Regions from separate parts of the Homo sapiens genome. Here region 1 is linked to region 2. Evidence: read pairs that join two places in POLR2A ChIA-PET (ENCODE). Cell type or tissue: PC-9. All regions are shown on one strand.

Region 1 (8,000 bases), 710 kb after region 2:
TCACCTTGGAAATGTTGTTTATCCCATCTTTCATGTGCTTGGTTCCATTTAAGCTCCTTGCTTCTTCCTGCTTGGATAGTAGCAGTACCTCTCCTTAGTCTCTGTCTTTAGTCTTTCTACTTTCCAATTCAGTCGTCAAATTACTTATATTACTAAAATGATTAAACCATATAGCACGTTAGTGAAAAGGACTTCCTTGGACCCCTTTTTTTGGGGGGTAAGGTCCAAACTCCTTAGGCTAACATTCAACTCTGTTCATAACCTTTTCTGACTGGCTTCATTTCTCAATATCCCCTCCCCCATATTCTAGTCTACTCCCCATTGCCCAAGTACGTCTACACTTGACTGTCTGTTTTATGCATGCATTTCAGTGTTTTTTTTCCCCCTCACCTTTTCTTTCGCTTCAAATTCAACTTGAATTTGGCCCAGATGCTTGCATTTTGTTTTGCACCTGCACACTTTTTAGCTTAAACACATGCCACATTTATTGATAGTTACTTCACATAAAAATGTGACATATATTATGTTGGCTGAGGATTAAAAAGATCAATAAGACAAAGTTCCTGCCCTGAGACCATCACAGTGTAGTGAAGGAGATAGAGTTATAATCCCTTGCAATGAAGTGTATGGGAGTACAAAGTAAAAGTGTTCAACTTTAGGGGAAGGGGTAGTAGTAAAGACATAATGATAGTTACACACTTACATGCATTCACTGCATGTCAGGGACTTTCCATATAAACTCAATTCTCAAATCCCTATGAAATACACCTACTGTTATTCCTATTTGGGAAAGGAAAACTGAGTTGCAGAGACATTAAATAACTTGCCCAAGGTCATACAGCCGGTAGGAGCTGTGGTCAAATAGGCAATCTAGCTCTAGGGCCTGGCTCTTAACCACTGTGCTATTGGTCTGCTTTCCAACAGGGAGGATGGCATGTGTTGGTAATTTGGTTCCTCCTAGAGCACTTGTTCTTACTGGAGCAGAGGTTGCAAAGGTACATGCAGCTAGTACAGAGTATGTAGTGCATAGTGAAAGACTCCAGGCAGTGGGAAGTACTGAGGAATCTTTTTTTTTTTTTTTTTTTTGCTCTATTGCCCAGGCTGGAGTGCAGTGGCACGATCTCGGCTCACTGCAAGCTCCGCCTCCCGGATTCACGCCATTCTCCTGCCTCAGCGTCCCGAGTAGCTGGGACTACAGGTGCCCGCCACCACGCCCAGCTAATTTCTTTTTGTATTTTTAGTAGAGATGGGGTTTCACGGTGTTAGCCAGGAAGGTCTCGATCTCCTGACCTCGTGATCCACCCACCTCGGCCTCCCAAAGTGCTGGGATTACATGCATGAGCCACCGTGCCCGGCCAGTACTGAGGAATTTTAAGCTAGGAAAGACATGCCCAGGCCGGGTGCAGTGGCTCATGCCTATAATCCCAGCACTATGGGAGGCCGAGGTGGGCGGATCACCTGAGGTAAGGAGTTCAACACCAGCCTGGCCAACGTGACGAAACCCCAACTGTACTAAAAATACAAAAAAAATTAGCCAGGTGTGACGGTAGGTGCCTGTAATCCCAGCTACTAGGGAAACTGAGGCAGGAGAATCGCTTGAACCCAGGAGGCAGAGGTAGCAGTGAGCCAAGATCACGCCACTGCACTCCAGCCTGGGCGACAAGAGTGAAACTCCATCTCAAAAAAAAAAAAAAAAAAAAAAAAGGAAAGACATGCCCAGGTGAAAAAACATTGTAGATTATTCTAATATTGAGGATAGATTGATGCTTCCTTTCAGAAAACAAAGAAACCAGTTAACAGGCTAATGCAGCAGTCCAGATGAGAAATGACAAAGGTAGAACTAAGGCAGTGGAAGAGGGATGAAGGAAGGGATGTAGTAAAGAGATGTTTAGGAGATAGAATAGACAGGACATAGTGACTGAATAAGTAATACATGGGCTGGGCAAGGGAGAAGGAGAAAACATAGAATGTAGGAAGGAAGAACAGGGTTAGAGGTTAGGTCATAAGTCTGGTTCCACGTATGTTGGATTTAAAGTGCCTGTGAGGCATCTAACCTGCCCCCACCAAACTAGAATGTAAGATCTGTAAGGCTGAGGATTGTGTCTCTTCACTGCTGTCTCCCTAACATGTAGGACAGTGCTTGATACATTGAGGGCACTCAGTTGTTTAATAAGTGAATACATCCAGGTGGCTATGTCTAGTTGGTAACTTGAAATTCAAATTGGGAACTTAGAATAAAAAGTCTAAATTGGGGATATAATTAGGAATTATTAGTTGAGAATGGCTGATATTTCCAATATTAGCTAGCACCCAAGGGAAACCAGCATTTAAGGACCAGAGCAAAGATGATTGGTTAATGGGGCTGAGAGGGGTAGGAGGCGAATCAGAGGAGGCTTCAGAAGTTGAGAGAAGCTGACGCAGTGGCTCATGTCTATAATCCTAGCACTCTGAGAGGCTGAGGCAAGAGGATCACTTGAGCCCAGGAGTTTGAGACCAGTCTGGGGTCTGTAGAGAGATCCTCTCTCTACAAAAACTAAAAATTAACAGGGTGTGGTCACACATGCATTTAGTCCTAGCTACTTGGGAGGCTGAGGCAGGAAGATTGCTTGATCACAGGAGTTTGAGGCTGTAATGAGCTATGATTGTACCACTGCATTCCAGCCTGGGTGACAGAGTGAGACGCCCGTCACCATTTTTTATTTTTTATTTTTTTTTTGAGGGAGTCTCACTTTATCACCCAGGTTGGAGTGCAGTGGCACCATCTCAATTCACTGCAACTTCTCCCTCCCGGATTTAAGCAGTTTCTTGTGTCTCAGCTTCCTGAGTAGCTGGGATTACAGGCATGCACCACCACGCCCAACTAATTTTTGTATTTTTAGTAGACACAGGGTTTCGCTATGTTGCCCAGGCTGGTCTCAAACTCCTGGCCTCAAGTGATCCTCCTGCCTCAGCCTCCCAAAGTGCTGAGATTACAGGCGTGAGCCACCATGCCCGGCCCCATGTCCAGTTTTAAAAATAATGATTTTTTTGTTTTAAAGGTTGAGATAGTTTTAAGAAAGGAGTGGTCAGAATGATACCAAGGCAGAATACTGCATAGAGGCCAAGAAGACTGAAAAATATCATTGGTTTGGAAATTAGGTACTCATGTAAAGAATTTTGTTTTTGTTTTTGTTTTTTGACATAGTCTTGCTCTGTTGCCCAGGCTGGCATGTAGTGGCACCATCACAGCTCACTGCAGCCTCGACCTCCTGGGGCTCAAGTGATCCTCCCACCTCAGCTTCCCAAGTAGCTGGGACTACAGGCGTGTGCCACCATGACCAGCTGTGAGGCAAAATTTATTTGTAAAAAGATGTGTTGGTGGGCCTGAGAGAATAAACAGCTGCTGGCATTTATTTCTCTGGGCTGGAGGAGGCAAGTTCACTTGTTGAGGGTGGGGTGTAATGTGGTAGTAAAAGTTGGAATTGTTGCTGCAGGGAATCAAAAGAGGAGCTGAGCAGAGTTGCACAGGACTGGACTGCTGAGTGGTTTTCAAAGAGCATATGCAATTTGGAGACCATTAATTTGAAATGGAACAGTACAAACAATGGTGACTTTTCTCTAGCCATACTCAGCAGCCCAAATGTAAAAGTTGACGATTATATTGATCTTGAGGTCAGGTGGCTCATGCCTGTAATCCCAGCATTTGAGAGGCTAAGGTGGGAGGATCGCTTGAGCCCAGGAGTTCAAGTCTAGCTTGGGCAGCATAGTGAGACCTCATCTCTATAAAAAAATAAATAAATAAAAGATAAGTAGATCCTGAGTATGGGAATTTGTGAGCCAGGTATGGTAAAAGAGCAGTGAGAGTTGAAGGGACCAGCAGGAAAGGTATTGGAATGGCATTCATGGAGTGAAGCAGAGGGAGTGCCGACAGACTGGAAATAAATGGAAAGGTCACAGGACTGGAGGTGTTGATGAGGTTACATTGTACATGTGGTAAAAGTGGTGGGGAGAAAGCAGGAAGCAGTTAATTTTATATTACATAAGATTGATTGTCTTCCTCATTGCAAACAGATTTCTTGAAGGCAGGGCTTTTTGTTCACTTTAAATCTTTCACAATACCTGGGACAGTGTTTGCGTATAAGTGCTGAAAAAAAAGTTTATTAAATAGCCGCATATTACTGTATTGCCTAGTGTTTATATTTATTCTATCTCTCTCTCTCTCTCTCTCTCTAAATATATATATATATATTTTTTTGAGACAGAGTTGTGTTCTGTTACCGAGGCTGGAGTGCAGTGGTGCGATATCAGCTCACTGCAACCTCCACCTCCTGGGTTCAAGTGATCCTTCTGCCTCAGCCTCCCAAGTAGCAGGGACTACAGGCATGCACCACTGCACCCAGCTAATTTTTGTATTTTTAGTAGAGATGGGGTTTCACCATGTTGGCCAGGCTGGTCTCAGACTCCTGACCTTGTGATCTGCCCACCTTGGCCTCCCAAAGTGTTGGGATTACAGGCATAAGCCACTGCGCCTGGCCAATCAAATTTTACTTCTATCATGGGGTTTTTAATTGATCATACTGTAATTACCTGAAAATAGTTTTGTAGCCCAGTTGTGGTTACCACCTTTCTTTCTTTCCTCTTCCCTCCTTTACATTCCACAAATATTTGTCGAGAACTTCCATTGGGAATGTAGCAATGAATAAAACAGACAAAAACCCATGTCTTCATGGAGCTGAATTACAGTCATGAAGAGACATTTTTAAAAAGTAAAGTATATTAGGTTTTGAATAGGCATTATGAAGAAAAATGAGGGAGGAGTAGGGATTTTTGGGCTGGGAGGGGAGGATGGTTTGAGCTGCACTTTTAGATAGGGTGGCTAGGAAAGGCCTTCCTGAGGAAGACTTAAGGACTTGAAGGAAGTGAGCTGTGCAGATACGTATCTGGGGGCAGAGTGTTCCAGGCAGAGGGAACCAGCGGTTGCAAAGACTCCCTGAGACGGCAGCATGTTTGTGTGTTCAAAAAACGAGGGCCAGGTGCAGTGGCTCATGCCTGTAATCCCAGCACTTGAGAGGCCAAGGTGGGTGGATCACCTGAGGTTGGGAGTTCGAGACCAGCCTGGCCAAGATGGTGAAACCTTGTCTCTACTAAAAATACAAAAATTAGCTGGGCATGGTGTCGCACGTCTGTAATTCCAGCTACTAGGGAGGCTGAGGCAGGAGAATTGCTTGAATCAGAAAGGCAGAGGTTGCAGTGAGCTGAGATCACACCACTGTACTCCAGCCTTGGCGACAGAGCAAGACTCCATCCCCCCCTCCCCAAAAAGGAGGCCACATGGCAGGACTATAGTGAGCCAGAGGAGTGGTAAATTAGATGATATCAGATGGAGATTTTATAGTGCCTGGTAGGCCACTGTAAGGTATTCAGCTTTTCTTCAAGTGGAAACTCCTTAGATTTTAAGCAGAGAAATGATTTCTAGTTTAATGATATCATAGTAGTGGCCCTGTAGGGAATAAATTTATGAGGGGCAAGGGCTGAAGTAAGAGATCAGTTGGGAGACTATTGTAAGAGTCAAAGTTATTTTCTTTCTTCCTTCCTCTTTGCCCCATCCCATCCACTCATCCATCTCTCTACATTTGCTTTGCTGTCAAAATATGAACAACTGACGTCTTAGGGATGTTCTAAGCTAGATACTTCATAGTACACTAGTCAGTATAGTAACTAGTAGTGAATGTCTTCCTAAGTCTTTTTTTTTTTTTTGGAGGCAGTCTTGCTCTGTCCCCCAGGCTGGAGTGCAGTGGTGCAATCTTGGCTCACTGCAAGCTCTGCCTCCTGGGTTCAAGTGATTCTGCTGCCTCAGCCTCCCAAGTAGCTGGGACTACAGGTGCCCGCCACCACGCCCGGCTTATTTTTTGTATTTTTAGTAGAGACGGGGTTTCACCGTGTTAGCCAGGATGGTCTTGATCCCCTGACCTCGTGATCCGCCTGCCTCAGCCTCCCAAAGTGCTGGGATTACAGGCGTGAGCCACCGCGCCTGGTCCAAGTCTTTTTTTTTTTTTTTTTTTTTTTTTTGAGACAGGGTCTCACTCTGTCACCCAGGCTGGAATGCAGTGGCACAATCACAGCCCACGGCAGCCTCAGTCCCCTGAGTAGCTGGGACCACAGATGTGCACCATTACACCCAGCTAATTTTTAAATTTTTTGTGGAGACACGATCTCACTATGTTACCCATGCTGGTCTCGAACTCCTGACCACAAGTGATCCTTCTGCCTTGGCCTCCCAACGTACTGGTATTATAGGCATAAGCTACTGTGCCCAGCCTTTTACTAAGTAATTATATGTGGAACAACAGGTCACAGGTCAGAGTCTTTAAATTGTTCTTCTAATGATAGTACATTTATGTTACTTAATCCATATTTTTTTGTCATAATCTTTCTCTTGACCAGCGACACACATGTTTAACCTAGCCTCTGACAAAAGACAGTCCAATCAATGTGTATTGTTCCAGAAAAAGATTAAGCCATTGAATGTAATCTAATTAGAAATTTCTTCAAACTGAACTCACTAGTTACAGAAAGTTGATTAAATTTTTTTAACCCGAGACAGTCTTGCTCTCTTGACCAGGCTGGAGTGCAGTGGTGCGATCTCGGCTCACTGCAGCCTCCGCCTCCTGGATTCAAGCAATTCTCCTGCCTCAGCCTCCTGAGTAGCTGGGATTACAGGCGCCCACACCACGCCCAGCTAATTTTTTTTTTCTTTTTTATATTTTTAGTAGAAACAAGGTTTCACCATGTTGGCCAGGCTGGTCTCAAATTCCTGACTTTGTGATCCTCCCTCTTCGGCCTCCCAAAGTGCTGGGATGCCAGGCATGAGCCACCACACCCAGCCGATTAAATTTTTATGAAACACAAGTTGTTTGCTTGACTCCGGTCCTTAATAAAACCCTCTAAAATGATTGACTTTTTGCTAAACTGAGAAGAAAATCTGCCTGGACAATTTGTGTACATTTTATGTAATGAACACTAAATCTCACACCTGTAATACCAGTGGTTCGGGAAGCCAAACGGGGTCAGGAGGTGGATCACTTGAACCCACGAGCTCAAGACCAGCCTGGGCAACATGGTGAGATCCCATCTCAAAAATTAGCTGGGCATGGTGATGTGTGCCTGTAGTCCCAGCTACCTGGAAGGCTGAGATGGAATGATCGCTTGATCCCAGGAGTTCAAGGTTAAAATGAGCTATGATTGTGCCACCGCATTCCAACCTGGGTAGCAGTGCAAGACTCTGTCTCTTTAAAATTAAAAAATCTACAATATATTTTATCAGATTTAAGGTGCAGTTGATTGAAAGACTTTTATGTACCACTAAGGAAAAAAAAATGTTGCTAGTTAAATTGTAATTTGTCATCAATTGAAAGACATTCCTGGCTGGGCATGGTGGCTCACACCTGTAATCCCAGCACTTTGGGAGGCTGAAGCAGGTGGATCATGAGGTCAGGGGATCAAGACCATCCTGGCCAACATTGTGAAACCCCCTCTCTACTAAAAATACAAAAATTAGCTGGGTGTGGTGGCACATGCCTGTAATCCCAGCTACTCAGGAGGCTGAGGCAAGAGAATCACTTGAACCCTGGAGGTGGAGATTGCAGTGAGCCAAGATCACGCCACTGCACTCCAGCCTGGTGACAGGGCGGGACTCTGCCTCAAAAAAATAAAAATAAAAAAGGACATTCCTATTTCAGATATGTTATAAAAAATATGCATCTAGAATTGATGAACCATGATAGCATGTTAACTTTTCAGTGATATTTTATACTGATGGTGGGGGGTGATTTTATTTTGGGGACTGGCTTTTCCATTATACATCTTGTTTATTAGAAATAGGACTTAGGCCAGTCATAAGTCCTATTACAGGCTCACGCCTGTAATCCTAACACTTTGGGAGGCCGAGGACGGAGGGGATTGCTTAAGCCAGGAGTTTGACAGTAGAGTGAGCAATGATTGCACCGCTGCACTCCAGCCTG
Region 2 (8,000 bases):
GCTTGGCCTGAGGCTCTGGGCCAAGGGATGGTTGAGGCCTCGAACCCCTCCTCCACCCTTCCTCACAGCAGGCAGGAAGCCAGGCCCTGAGCAGGCTCAGGCGCTGCCTCCGCGCCCTCGCTGACCTGCAGGAAACTCGCCCAACCCAGGCCTATGTCAGCAGCAGGACGATGACCTAAGAAGCCAGGCTGCAGAGCAAGATGGAAAATTCCCAACGCTCCTGCACCTAAGGCTGCACCCGGGGGGGCAATATTATGCTCCTCTGGCCCTGACTGCATGGGGGAGGGCTGCCCCCGTTCTGGGCTGGCGGCTCAGTCAGGGGCTGGGACAAGAGCAAACCAAACAGCTTCAAGGGGAGGGAAACGGAGCCCCAGCCCTTGACCTTCCACTTGGTTCGTGCGTTGCTGGACCCGGCGTAACTGCGGCTGTGTGGGTGTGTGTGTTGGGCAGGGATGGGGTGGCGATTACAAAACAGAGGACGGCAGGCGTACTTTCTGCATAGAAAGAACACTCAACAGCCCTCCAACACAGGCTGAGAATCTGAAAAAGTCAGGCCATGTCGGCTTAAAGAAATCAAGCTGCATATCCACCAGCATATCAAGATTTTAAATTTAAGAACTATGGGTCAGGTAGAGTGGTTCATGCCTGTAATCCCAGCATTTTGGGAGGCCGAGGTGGGTGGATCACCTGAGGTCAGGAATTCAAGACCAGCCTGGCCAACATGGTGAAACCCTGTCTCTACTAAAAATACAAAAAATTAGCTGGACATGGTGGCAGGAGCCTGTAATCGCAGATACTTGGGAGGCTGAGGCAGGAGAATGGCTTGAACCCAGGAGGCAGAGGTTGCAGTGAGCTGAGATCGCGGCATTTCACTCCAGCCTGGGTGAAAGAGCGAAACTCCATCTCAAAAAAACAAGAAAACAAAAAACTATGACAGCTCAGATGCGTACATTCTAAAGTTCATCCGAACCTGGTTAATGCAGTGCTTGGCTGGCCTGGAGCCTTAGGGAAGAATATCCACGAGGCACCTGCTGTATGCTGAGCAGGTTCGCATGGAGTCCCTCTCGTTCAGTCCTTGGTTGGTGAGGGCCGCATCACAGGACAGGCTCAGCGCAGCACAAACCGAAAGAGAAATGCTTCGGACCAATGTCCTTTCTCAGTTTCTCCCGGGAAGGCCGGCTGGAGCAGGCTATTTCCAAGGCCCTGGAAATACAGGTGTTTTCCCTTCAGTCATCTCCAGAGCAGGAGCCTCCTATGTCTCAGGAAGATAAGAAGGATCCAGATGCCAGGAGGAGTGACCTCTGGACACTTGGCTGGGAGCCCAGGAGCCCTGATGCCAGGCCCAGGAAGGCCTCCCCACCCCTCTGGGGCCTAGTCAGGGGAAGGAAGGAACCAAGGAAGGGAGGGAGGGAGGAAGGAAGACACATGGGATAGGATTTCCAGACCCAAGGCCGGCAATCCTCCTGGTTCCAATCACCGGATAGGCAAGCTGGTTTGTAGTTTTCCATAGGTGACAAAAGCCAAAGGAAGGTTGCAAAATCCCTCCTGCACCAGTAGGCTTCAAGAGGTTACACTCTCAATAAGAATGTGAAATGGTAGATTCAATAAAATCTAGTGTATGATAACATAATAATTTATGTACATCTTAAAATAACTGGAATAGTGGGCCGGGTGGCTCACGCTTGTAATCCTAGCACTTTGGGAGGCTGAGGCGGGCAGATCACGAGGTCAAGAGATTGAGACCATCCTGGCCAACATGGTGAAACCCCATCTCTACTAAAAAAAATACAAAACTTAGCTGGGTGTGCTGGCGCGTGCCTGTAGTCCCAGCTACTCAGGAGGCCAAGGCAGGAGAATTGCTTGAACCCGGGAGGCAGAGGTTGTAGTGAGCCGAGATGGCGCCACTGCACTCCAGCCTGGCCAGTCTGGGCAAGAGCAAAACTCTGGCCAGGTGTGGTGGCTCACACCTGTAATCCCAGCACTTTGGGAGGCCAAGGCAGGTGGATCACGAGGTCAGGAGATCGAGGCCATCCTGGCTAACACGGTGAAACCCTGTGTCTCTACTAAAAATACAAAAAAATTAGCCGGGCGTGGTGGCGGGCGCCTGTAGTCCCAGTTACTCAGGAGGCTGAGGCAGGAGAATGGTGTGAACCCGGGAGGCGGAGCTTGCAGTGAGCCGAGATCGTGCCACTGCACTCCAGCCTGGGTGACAGAGCAAGACTCTGTCTCAAAAAAAAAAAAAGCGAAACTCTTTTCTACAGAAAGCCTGGGCTTTCTGTAGGGGCTGACTCACTTCAGGGCCCCCTGGCATGGCCTAAAGCTGTAGAGGGGAGCTGGCAGCCCCAGAAGGGCTTCATTTCCCAATCTCTCCTCCCCTTTCTCCTGGCCCCCTGGGCATCTCCACCTCTGCCCCTACCTCCCAAGCAAGCCTTGACTCACATACTCCTGAGTGGCAGCCTCTGGCCTCTCTCCATCTGTGCCACCCCCTCCTAGGACACTGGGGTGAGGAAGCCCTGGGAGGCAGGCTCTGGGTGCAGGTCAGAGGCCTCCCTGTCTGTGCTGGGGTCCAGCTGAGCCAGGGCCACTGAGCCCTTGAGGGCTCTGCAGGCCTCGGGATGGGAAGGGAAGGTGTGGGAGATGACCCTGAGCCCGGGGCGCCCCTTGGAGCTCCCAGAGGCTGTTTTGGCTCCTGGCAGGGTCAGAGCAGCTTGGTGCCATCGTGTGTGCTCCTCCAGGAGGAGAAGGCTCTAGACAGGGCAGGACTTGCCCTAAAGGCCAGGGACCCCCATAGGGAAAAGCTGCCGCCTATGGGTGTCACGAGGAAATGAGCGCCCAGGAAGAACATGGTCACCCTGAAAGAAGTAGGACGTTGTCTCCCTGGCTGAACCACAAGCCTTGCGCGGGTGACGCAGGGCCTCACCTGCTCTGCCCTGGCTGAAGAGAGACATTTGTAAACTTCAGGCTGGCTTCTGCCTGCCTGACCACACTGCTTGGGTGACAATGTTCGCAGGAAATCACATTTTGGTAGTGACTGGTCAGGATGCTGGGGAAACTTAACAGCACTAGAGAGCCGTTCTGGAAGGGCGCTGCCATACTCTGCTGCCACAGCGTAGCTGGTGTCTTCTCTGCACTTTAAATGCATTGTGTCATTTTTTCCTCATAGCACTTCTTTGAGATGGATCCTGTGGTTTATACCCCTTTTTTTCAGAAGAGAAAAACTGAGGCTGTAAATAACTCAGCTGTGGACTGAGAATTCAGTCAGGCTCTGACTGTGGGGAAGCTGGAAGTCCCAGCACTTGATTCTGGCGGCTGGAAGCCTGGGGCTGCGAGTGCCCCTTTCCGCACCCCTGTAGTCAGGGCTCTTGTCTCCTGGCTTTGGTGCTAGGATGCAGCCACCTGGAGCTGTTGGCTACGACCTGTTCAGCAGGGTCCTCCGACCCGCAGTGTTGCTGGATTGTCTGGTGTGTCAGTGTCTGGACAGGGCCTCATACGACTATTTATCTCCCTCCCAGGAGCCCCTCCCTTCAAGGTAGGCCTGGAACTAGGGTTTTTCAGAAATGAGAAATCAGCTGTGAGCACCTGCAGCCCCTCCTGCTTTAGAAGAAACAGCATAATACCCTGTTTTACAATGACCTTTTGTTTTTTTAAGTACACTTCACAGAGAAAGAAAAAGAAAAAGAAAAACCCAGAAGGGATCTCCACGTAGTCTTTGGCAGGAAAGGGGCCTCTTACAGTATTGTTGGTAGCTTTGAATCATTAGAGGCATCTGCTCACGACCTGCTGCAGGGCCCTGGGCGTGGCACTCACAGAGTCCCTCCCAGGAAGGAGGCCTGGAAGCTGGTTTTTCACAAGAAATGTCTTCATGCCCAGTCTGCTTCTGTAAAGGCCTGGACTGCCACCCTGCTGGATGCAGACAGGATGCAAAGTGGCCACAGATATCTCAGTGGCAGCTCAATAACTTGGAGGAGATACTCTGCAAGGGCCTAAATTCTTAGCCCCTGGGGAGACTTAGTCCGTCTTGGTCATCACCCTGTGCCCCGGAGCAGGGTCTGACTTACAGGAGGGGCTCAAAAATATTCGTTGATCAATAAGAAGTATTAAGAAAATGTCTCCTAAATTGACAGGAGATGGTGCAATAACATGGACCCTGTACAGCCTTCTTCCCTGGGTTCCCTCTTGAAGTACACTTTCTCAGGTGGCTGAGGACACAGAGGCACAGGGAAGCAGGTGGCCTTCCCAGGTCTCCCTGCAATGATGGGTCTCTACGGCCAATCCATTAGGATCGCTAGGCCGTTTTTTAGAGGAGGTGATTTTGCCCCCTGCCGTGTCCATCCACAACTTAGAGCTTGACCACTGTCACTTACAAAATGCCAGCACAGCCATCTTCACCGACAATTTTTTGCCCTCCCTCTTGATGAGGACTTGTATAAGTTCCTAGAAAAAGTGGCAGCCAGGCGCCTGGAGGCTGCCCAAGCAGCGTGGCCCCAGTTTTACCGAGCGGGGCAAACAGGTCTCTGAGGTAGTTATTAAGCAGACGGCTAGACGCGGCCAACATCCGCACTGCTGCTCACGGCCTCTATCCCTGGAAAACCCCAGCTAGGCCCGGCACTCTGGGGCTGTTCGCTGGGGCTCTCCCCAGATCATCCCTCTTCTGCCCAGGGAACAGGTCTTTCCTGTTCTTCTTCTGCTTCTCCTTTTCTTCCTCATTCCAGTCCTCAGTGGAGACTTAATCACCGTAGTGCACTCGGTGAAACCTAAACCACTGTGTTAACTCTGAGGTTTACAGGTCACCCCCCTGCAGTAAGGCCAGAGCCTGATTTCTGTGGAAAGCACACCCCTAATCCAAACGATCTTCTTGTGATAAAGGGGTGTCAGCAGCTTCACCAAAGTTTATGCCACTCCACTTGCCATTTGGGACAATGCATTTCCTTCGTCTAAATGCACATTTCCCTACATTCCCCTCGTATCTCTGGATGTGGGAGAGGCCTCTCAATGACAAGGGGCTGCAGCAGGGCCCGGTGGAGCTGCCACAAGCCCTGGAAAGGGGAGCCCCAGGCTGAGGTTGCTGCTAAGAGTTAATTACTGTTAGACATTTGCATTTGTTATCCCCTGGTCTGGCTGCTGGAGTCGAGGATGACGTCAGCAAAGGCACAGATGACATAAGCCTAAGGCACAAGGTCACCTTCTGAAAATGCATTTGACTCAGCACACCAGTAAGCTGCCCACTGACCAAGAGAGCAGCACAGGCGGATGAGCCCCAAATACACTTGACTGTGATCTTGTCACCTGCAGCCGCTGCCCACAGTGCTTCCCAAGCAGTAGCATACTCCAGGCCTGACTGGGCCACACTCTCGAAAGACTCATGCCCACAGCAGTGTCCTGCGAGACTTGGACTTGATAGACCAGGGCTGAGGGCCTAGAACTTTATAGCCTGGAACTCCTGGGCTCAAGCAATTCTCCCACCTCAGCCTCCCAATTAGCTGGGGTTACAGGCATGTGCCACCGGGCCCAGCTAATATTTTAATTTTTTTTTTTGAGACGGAGTCTCGCTCTGTTGCCCAGGCTGGAGGGCAGTGGCGTGATCTCGGCTCACCGCAACCTCCGTCTCCCGGATTCAAGCAATTCTCCTGCCTCAGTCTCCCAAGTAGCTGGGACTACAGACGTACACCACCATGGCTGGCTAATTTTTTTTTTTTTTTTTTTTGAGACAGAGTCTTGCTCTGTCACCAGGCTGGAGTGCAGTGGCACTGTCTCAGTTCACTGCAACCTTTGCCTCCTGGGTTTAAGTGATTCTCCTGCCTCAGCCTCCCAAGTAGCTGGGATTACAGGTGCGTGCCACCATGCATGGCTAATTTTTTGTATTTTAGTAGAGATGGGGTTTTACCATGTTGGCCAGGCTGGTCTTGATCTCCTGACCTCGTGATCCGTTCACCTTGGCCTTCCAAATTGCTGGGATTACAGGCGTGAGCCACTGCGTCTGTCCATTTTTTGTGTTTTTAGTAGAGACGGGGTTTCATTATGTTGGGCAGGCTGGTCTTGAACTCCTGACCTCATGATCCGCCCACCTCGGCCTCCCAGAGTGCTGGGATTACAGGCATGAACCACCTTGCCTGGCCAATATTTTAATTTTTTGTAGAAACAGGGTCTCCCTGTGTTGCCCACGCTAGTCTGGAGCTCCTGGGCTCAAGTGATCCTCCCGCCTCCGCCTCCCAAAGTGCTGGGATTACAGGCATGAGCCACCGCGCCCATCCAAACTGAGCAGATTGTGTGGAGAGTTCACCACCCCACATCAACTTTCCCTATTATCAGTATCTTGCTTTGGTGTGGCACATTTGTTACAATTCATGAACTAATACTGACACATTATTATTAAAGTCCATATTTTATATTAAGGCTTACTTTTTGTATTGTACATTTCTATGGGGTTTGATAAAGGCAAATGTCATGCATCCATGATTACCATACCAAACCCAGGTTTCACTGCCCTGAACTGGTGTTTCACCTATTCATCCCTCTCCACTTCCCATTTCTTCCCACCCCACTCTGAACTCCCAGCAACCGTTATCTTTTTTTTTTTTTTCTTGAGACGGACTTTTGCTCTTGTTGCCCAGGCTGGAGTGCAGTGGCGCAATCTCGGCTCACTGCAACCTCCGCCTCCCAGGTTCAAGCGATTCTCCTGCCTCAGCCTCCCAAGTAGCTGGGATTACAGGCATGCGCCACCATGTCCAGCTAATTTTGTATTTTTAGTAGAGATGGGGTTTCTCCATGTTGGTCAGTCTGGTCTCAAACTCCCAACCTCAGGTGATCCGCTCGCCTTGGCCTCCCAAAGTGCTGGGATTACAGGTGTGAGCCACCACACCCCACCAACCATTCTTTTTTTACTGTCTCTATAGTTTTTACTTTTCCAGAAAGTCATATAGTTGGATTCATACAGTAAGTAACCTTTTCAGATGGGCTTCTTTCACCTGCAATATGCACTTAAGATTTTTCCATGTCTTTTTGTGGCTTGATAGCTCATTTTATTTTAGTGCCGAATAATATTTCATGGTATAGATGCACAACAGTTTGTTTTCCACTCACCTATTGAAGGTCATCTTGCTTGCTTCTGGTTTTTGGCAATTGTTATTATTATTCTGTTTTGTTTTGTTTTGAGACAAGGTCTCACTCTGTCACCCAGGCTGGAGTGCAGTGATGCGATCTCAGCTCACTGCAACTTCCACCTCCCGGGTTCAAGTGATTCTCCTGCCTCAGCCTCCTGAGTAGCTGGGATTATAGGCATGCGCCACCATGCCCGAAAAATTTTTGTATTTTTAGTAGAGATGGGGTTTCACTATGTTGGCCAGGCTAGTCTCGAGCTCCTGGCCAGAAGTGATCCACCCGCCTCGGCCTCCCAAAGAGCTGGGATTACAGGCATGAGCCACCTTGCCCAGCCTGTTTTTTTGCAATTATGAAGAAAGCTGCTTTATAAACATTTGTTTGTGAGGTTTTTGTGTGGCTATAAGCTGGATTTTACACTAATAGTGTTTAGCTTTGTAAGAACTGCTCAGCTGTCTTCCAGGTGGCTGTACCATTTCGCATTCCCACCAGTTACTGCTGCTCTGCACCCTTGCTAGTAGTATTTGGTACTGTTATTAAAAAAACTTTTTTTTTTTTTGGACTGGTGAGTTGGCTTACGCCTTTAATCCTAGCACTTTGGGAGGCCTAGGCAGGCAGATTACCTGAGGTCAGGAGTTCAAGACGAGCCTAGCCAACATAGTGAAACTCTGTCTCTACCAAAAATACAAAAAGTTAGCTGGGTGCAGTGGCTCACACCTGTAATCCCAGCTACTCAGGAGGCTGAGGCAGGAGAATCGCTTGAACCTGGGAGGCGGAGGTTGCAGTGAGCTGAGATCCCGCCACTGCACTACAGCCTGGGCAACAGAGCAAGACTCATCTCAAAAAAAAAAAATTCGCCATTCTAATAGATATGTAGTGGCATCTCAGTGTTGTTTTAATTTGCA

The links. Peaks named below come from ENCODE experiments on the same cell type or tissue, not always from the same donor. Only the 100,000 strongest peaks of a DNase experiment are listed, where the experiment ranks them.
Region 1: POLR2A ChIA-PET joins it to region 2 with 9 read pairs; 3 of 35 experiments call an interaction of 5 or more read pairs at or near these places.

What each region holds. Positions count from the first base shown.
Region 1 is chr14:34,615,656-34,623,655 of GRCh38, reverse strand. All of the region lies in intron 2 of SNX6 (sorting nexin 6), which reads left to right. Among named protein-coding and RNA genes, the nearest start is that of SNX6, 10 kb to the left of the region's middle. RefSeq lists a silencer at 1-93. In PC-9, no CTCF peak of the experiment used is centred here; no DNase peak of the experiment used is centred here.
Region 2 is chr14:35,328,988-35,336,987 of GRCh38, reverse strand. No RefSeq gene overlaps it. Among named protein-coding and RNA genes, the nearest start is that of PSMA6, 41 kb to the right of the region's middle. RefSeq lists enhancers at 1-439, 3,324-3,933, 3,944-4,865, 5,031-5,325. In PC-9, no CTCF peak of the experiment used is centred here; DNase peaks (open chromatin) are centred at 137, 1,457, 3,807, 4,687 and 1 weaker place; H3K4me3 peaks cover 2,333 bases; H3K27ac peaks cover 6,367 bases.